Linked DNA regions of Homo sapiens: region 2 is linked to region 1. Evidence: read pairs that join two places in POLR2A ChIA-PET (ENCODE). Cell type or tissue: OCI-LY7. All regions are shown on one strand. Links, peaks and the distances in the headings refer to the core of each region. The heading gives the core; the rest is flanking DNA. Region 1 has its middle 16 kb from the start of CD2AP. Region 2 overlaps OPN5 (opsin 5).

Region 1 (2,930 bases), core at 197-2,696:
AACCTAGGAGGCGGAGGAGGCGGAGCTTGCAGTGAGCTGAGATCGCACCATTGCACTCCTGCCTGGGCAACAAGAGTGAAACTCCATCTCAAAAAAAAAAAGAGAAAGAAAGATTAATTGTTTAATTAGAAAGAGATAACTAAAATTTAAATATAGTTGATAAACATTACTTTCTTTAGTGCAACAGATGTCAGTATTTCTAGTACTTCTACAAAAAAGTCAAGTTACAGAGAATATAATCTCAATTTTTCATCCTCATATTACTTGAAACTTTATGAGCATTTATTGGCATAAAAAAGATACAATATTCTTCCCAAACTCTTTTTCAATTTTTACTCTCAATATAGTTCACTGAGTTTTGGCTCACGATCCCTTTCTCTATCCTTAAAGCCAGCAACTTTGAATCTCTGATCATTCTTCAGTAACTTGCACATGTTTTGGTTATTCATAACTGAGAAATTTTTTAAATAATATAGGGCAAAACAAAATCAAGTAAACTAAAATAGAAAGATCGCCAATGATTCTGATACAGGTAGTCCACAGACCAGGGTTTAGTAACCTCATCAATTGCTACTTGTTGAAGTAAGTGTGTTTTCTATTTGGTTCACTTGAGGAAGATCATAGTTAGGTGAATCAGTAATTGATAATTACTGAAATTCAGTTTTATTTTATTGTTATCATTTATCAGTTAAAAAATAATCTCTACTGTTACTTGGATTTTTTTCTTTATCTGCATTTTGCCCTGATTTGCTACTTTTTCACTCATAGTTTAGTGTGACTAATTAACTAATAGATACACACAAGGCTGACTTTTGCAATAAATTCTTACGTTCAATTACCCATCACTTATATAAGGCTAATCACTTGGACTGAACTCCTGAAGCCAGGAAGCCCAGTTCCACCATTGACACTTGCAAGGATGCAGGCATGATGCCAAAAGGGGAACAGTTGTCTAGGATAGTCTTGTAAAATCAAACCTGTTACACTGAAAATATTTTAGAAGTAAATGAAATATAATGCAATTCTGAGAGCCTAGAAAAAGGATTTATTTAAAGAAATGTGGACAGAAATGGGGAATCCAGAGAAAGTACTGTTTTGTCTGGGGAAGATACTGAATTGATTTATGCAGAGTTTGGGTTAATAGTTGGCTAGACATGGTGGCTCACGCCTGTAATCCCAGCATTTTGGGAGGCTGAGGCAGGCGGATCACAAGGTCAGGAGATCGAGACCATCCTGGCTAACACAGTGAAACCCCGTCTCTACTAAAAATACAAAAACAAAATCAGCCGGGCGTGGTGGCAGGTGCCTGTAGTCCCAGCTACTCGGGAGGCTGAGGCGGGAGAATGGTGTGAACCCAGGAGTCAGAGCTTTCAGTGAACTGAGATCGCGCCACTGCACTCCAGCCTGGGTGACAGAGCAAGACTCCATCATAAAAAAAAAAAAAAAAAAAGTTGGAGATTGTCTCTCAAATAGCAGAGTCTGAGCAGTCAGATGAAATGAGGAACTGAAATTTAAGAGAGCAGCAATGCTGCTGAGCACATGTGTTTAATAATCACCAAACACATTTGGAACCTTTATTAAATATACAGCTAAATATGCCTTACCACAGGCCAACATGTATACTAATGTCTCTCTCATAGAAGTATAAAGTGAAAATTCTCAGTAAGAAATGAGTAGAAATGAACTGAGGCTTTCTCTCTGAGAAATGTATTGTGAATACGGCTCTAACTGCAATTGTATCATTGACCCCTCTGAGCATATGTCATTGAATTGGCCTGTGGATTCCCAGAGGCTGAAGGAATAGGTAGAAAACAGTGTATTCAGCCCCTAGGTGACCACAGTGCAGCATCCTGGTAAACATCTGGTGATTTCTATGGCAATAAGAGATTTCTGGGAGGGTAGGATTTTTTTCTTTTTGTTTGTTTGTTTGTTTGTTTGTTTGAGACACAGTTTCGCTCTTGATGCCCAGGCTGGAGTGCAGTGGCACAATCTCAGCTCACTGCAAACTCCGCCTCCTGGGTTCAAGGGATTCCCCTGCCTCAGCCTCCCCAGTAGCTGGGACTATAGGTGTGCATCACCATGCCCGGCTAATTTTGTATTTTTAGTAGAGATGGGGGTTTCACCATGTTGGTCAGGCTGGTCTCGAACTCCTGACCTCAGATGATCCACCTGCCTCGGCCTCCCAAAGTGCTGGGATTACAGGCGTGAGCCACTGCGCCCAGCCGGTAGGATTTTATTCTTTACTATTGGCTCAATGGTAGCTTCAACTCTTTGTAGTTAGGTCATTCATTGATTAGAAAAACAGATGTATAACTTTGTGTGGGAACACTTAAAACAAGTCCTTTCTCTCACACACACACACCACACACACACAAAGAGGCTGCCTTCAAAAGTTAATCATTGACTAGAACCAGGAAGACAGCTCCCAGCTGCTCTCATTAATACAAATATGTACCTAAAGAAATCTACCTATCCCTGCATGATTCCCTGAAGCATTCATTGGGTGTGGAGGAAGAAATTGCTTCAGGCACTGAGTGATCTGACCCATGACCAGAAACCTGAATCCAGCAAAGGACAAAGTTGCGCACATTGCGTCAGATACAATTTCTGCCATTTACCAGGAAGAACTAGGGGAACCAGGAGAAGGGCCACCTGCTTGGGGCGGGTGAGTCCAGGCGCCCAGATGACTTGGGCCTTTTCTAAGAGTGACCGGAGGAATGCTACCGTGGGACTGTGCATTGAGGTAGCTGGTGATTTTCCTGTGCCTGTAAGGCCCAATGTAAAAGCTTTGCTTTGTCAGTAAACCCCCTTTTGCATCCAAGATGCTGGGAAATGTGGCTGTTGGCAACAGATATCAAACAGAATAATCCTGTTGCTGGGATGGTGATCTCTGCAGCCTGCTTTCACATTACTGAGAGGCTCAATGCATC
Region 2 (2,930 bases), core at 212-2,711, 340 kb before region 1:
TTTAATATAGATTTATATAAATAAATGAAATATAGACATATTAATATAATATTACATATTATGTGATATCATTAAGTATATAAATTAAAAGAATATACATATATATGTAACAAAATTATATATATATGTATTCCTACACTTCATTTAACATTTCTTTGGTTAATCTGGTCTAGAGTGAGCCTAACTATTTGATCTACCCAGTCCAAGTCAAGCGGAATAATACAACAAATCAAATTAAATGGGATATGTGCTGAGCTATACCTCATATGTATAATGACCTTCAAAAGCATTGACTCATATGTATAATAAGTTCTAGAAGTACTGACTGGTCTAAACATTGACTAGGTTCATTTTTCAATATGGGTTGAATTTTGGCTTAAATTTTCTGCACAAATATTAATAATTAGAGATGTTTGTATTTAGGTTATTTTAATACAGGTTTATATAAACAAATAAAATATAGACATGTTCTTAATATAATATTACATATTATGTGCTATAATATCATTTAGTATATAAATTAAAAGAATATACATAACAAAATTACACATATGTATTCCTACACTTTGTTTAACATTTCATTTAACCTGATCTAGGGCAAGCCTATTTGATCTACCCAGTCCAAGTCAAGCAGAATAATAACAAATCAAATTAAATGGTATATGCTGAGCTGTACCTCATATGTATAATGAGTTCCAGAAGCATTGACTAGACAAGCTTCTCACTCCTCAAGAATACACAAGAGGACAAGATGCTAGAATGTGAGGGGGTCAAGTTGAGCAGTTCAACTGACAGGAGAGAAGATGATGGGTAACAAACTGGGAGAAACTGAAGAAGAGCCTCATGGCAATCAGGACCCAGATTTATTGAGCAAGGCCAACAAAGTGTCAAGGCCAATGACATAATAGGGGATGGAAAACAGAGAGGTGAGGGGGATGGCAAGAAGAAAGCACATTTTGAGACATTTCAGCAACTGTATGCAAAGTAAACTTCGACGTCACATACCAGTGTGATGAATGTCTGCACATCATTTCTTGGGCACACTTCCATAAACTACTGAAAAGCAAATTTTTCATCATTGGTACATTTGCCCAGTTTCTAAAATAGTACCTGGTACAAAGTAGGATTTTGATTAAATATAATTCAACTTTAACTAGGATTGATTTATTTAAATTTCTTTTTTGAAAGATGCAGGTAAGAGCTAAAGGGAGAGCTAGAAATGAAGAACCTAACTCATAATGCTTCATTTTATGAAAATATTTTCCTACTTTATAGCCAATTATAAGACAGAAGAAGTTCATGCTTCCTGAGTCTGCATTTTTGTCCAAGAACTGTTCTATTATTAAGCTATCAGTATAGATTTAGAGTGATGAAAATATCCCTCAAAGCTTCCTCTACTTGGCATGTAGAGTTTGAGCATAACAGTCAACTGGAGCCATCAGGAATCTAGCTCACAGTATGTGATATGGTTTGGCTGTCCCCCCACCCAGATCTCATCTTGAATTGTAGCTCCCATAATGCTCATGTGTCATGGCAGGGACCCAGTGAGAGGTAATCGAATCATGGGGGCAGGACTTTCTCATGCTGTTCTCATGATAGTGAATAAGTCTCACAAGATCTGATGGTTCTATAAAAGGGAGTTCCCCTGCACATGCTCTCTTGCCTGCCACCATATAAGACATGACTTTGCTCTTCATTTGCCTTCTGCCATGATTGCTAGGCCTCCTCAGCCATGTGGAATTGTGAGTCAATTAAATCTCTTTCCTTTATAAATTATCCCATCTTGGGTACATCTTCATTAGCAGTGTGATAGCAGACTAATACAATATGCAACCAAGAGATCTTTGTATAACTCCAAAAATTCTGCAATTTGGAGAGAGGCATATTACCAGAACCAAGTCTCTGACTTACTAAAAAGCCATCTCTTATCTGGGGGAAACTGTGTTTCTCTGGGTCCCTGAGACTAGTGGTCTCCAAAGTGAACATGAGAATACTCGAGGGTAGGATACCAATCAACGTGATTGATTGGGATACAGGAAGAAATAATTATAACTTCAATCTACCTTTATTTTTATCTTTAAAATAGAAGAGAAAATTTGGGGGGTTAAATTAGGGGGTGCTAATATTTAATACAAAGCTTGATGGTATTACCTGTATGTCATTTATATTGATGGCATGTGTTGGAAAATATTTTTTCAGTACAAGGGCAAAAAATCATGAACATGTGAAGACCACTGCTTTAGACTTTACCAGTAATTCCTAACAGGCATAAGGAAAAAGGAGAAACCATGGTTGCTCTAACACCTTCTATGCACCAGATGACAGAATAATATACTTTATCTCTTTGAATTCCCACCGTAACCCAATAAGACAGATATCACTATTCCTGTTATGCAAGTGAGGAAATAGGGATTCAAGAAAGCTAAATATCTAGTTCTAGGTCACAAACTTGGCAGGTACTGGTGATGGGATTAAACTCTAGTCTTGTTCTTTTCCTTACTCCACAATACCTAAAGAACTGTCACCTCTGAAACTACCGTTTACCAAGGTACTCAAGCCTGCAGAAACTGCTCGTGTTCATAACACAAGCTTCCCATGGGAAAGCACACATGGTAAACTCTTACTCTATAAATAATTCAAGTGGTAGAATGTCCCTAATGATGTCCCAAAGTCCATGCAACGCAGAAAATACTGTGAGGCATTGTATGATTCATAAAAGTTATTCTTATTACTGAAATAATGAATATGAATCAATAGTACCCTATTCAGCAGAGCAGATAAGCCCCAAATTGATGGGTTATACAAATTTTGTAGATATTGAAAATGTGTGTGTGTGTGTGTGTGTGTGTGTGTGTGTGAGAGAGAGAGAGAGAGAAGAGAGAAGTGGGGGTACAGAGACAGAAAGAGGAGAGAGATACCACAAAGAAAGG

The links. Peaks named below come from ENCODE experiments on the same cell type or tissue, not always from the same donor. Only the 100,000 strongest peaks of a DNase experiment are listed, where the experiment ranks them.
Region 2: POLR2A ChIA-PET joins it to region 1 with 10 read pairs; 2 of 35 experiments call an interaction of 5 or more read pairs at or near these places.

What each region holds. Positions count from the first base shown.
Region 1 is chr6:47,459,988-47,462,917 of GRCh38, reverse strand. No RefSeq gene overlaps it. Among named protein-coding and RNA genes, the nearest start is that of CD2AP, 16 kb to the left of the region's middle. In OCI-LY7, for the core only: no CTCF peak of the experiment used is centred there; a DNase peak (open chromatin) is centred at 1,507; H3K4me3 peaks cover 975 bases; H3K27ac peaks cover 1,629 bases.
Region 2 is chr6:47,795,707-47,798,636 of GRCh38, reverse strand. All of the region lies in intron 4 of OPN5 (opsin 5), which reads right to left. Among named protein-coding and RNA genes, the nearest start is that of OPN5, 15 kb to the right of the region's middle. In OCI-LY7, for the core only: no CTCF peak of the experiment used is centred there; no DNase peak of the experiment used is centred there.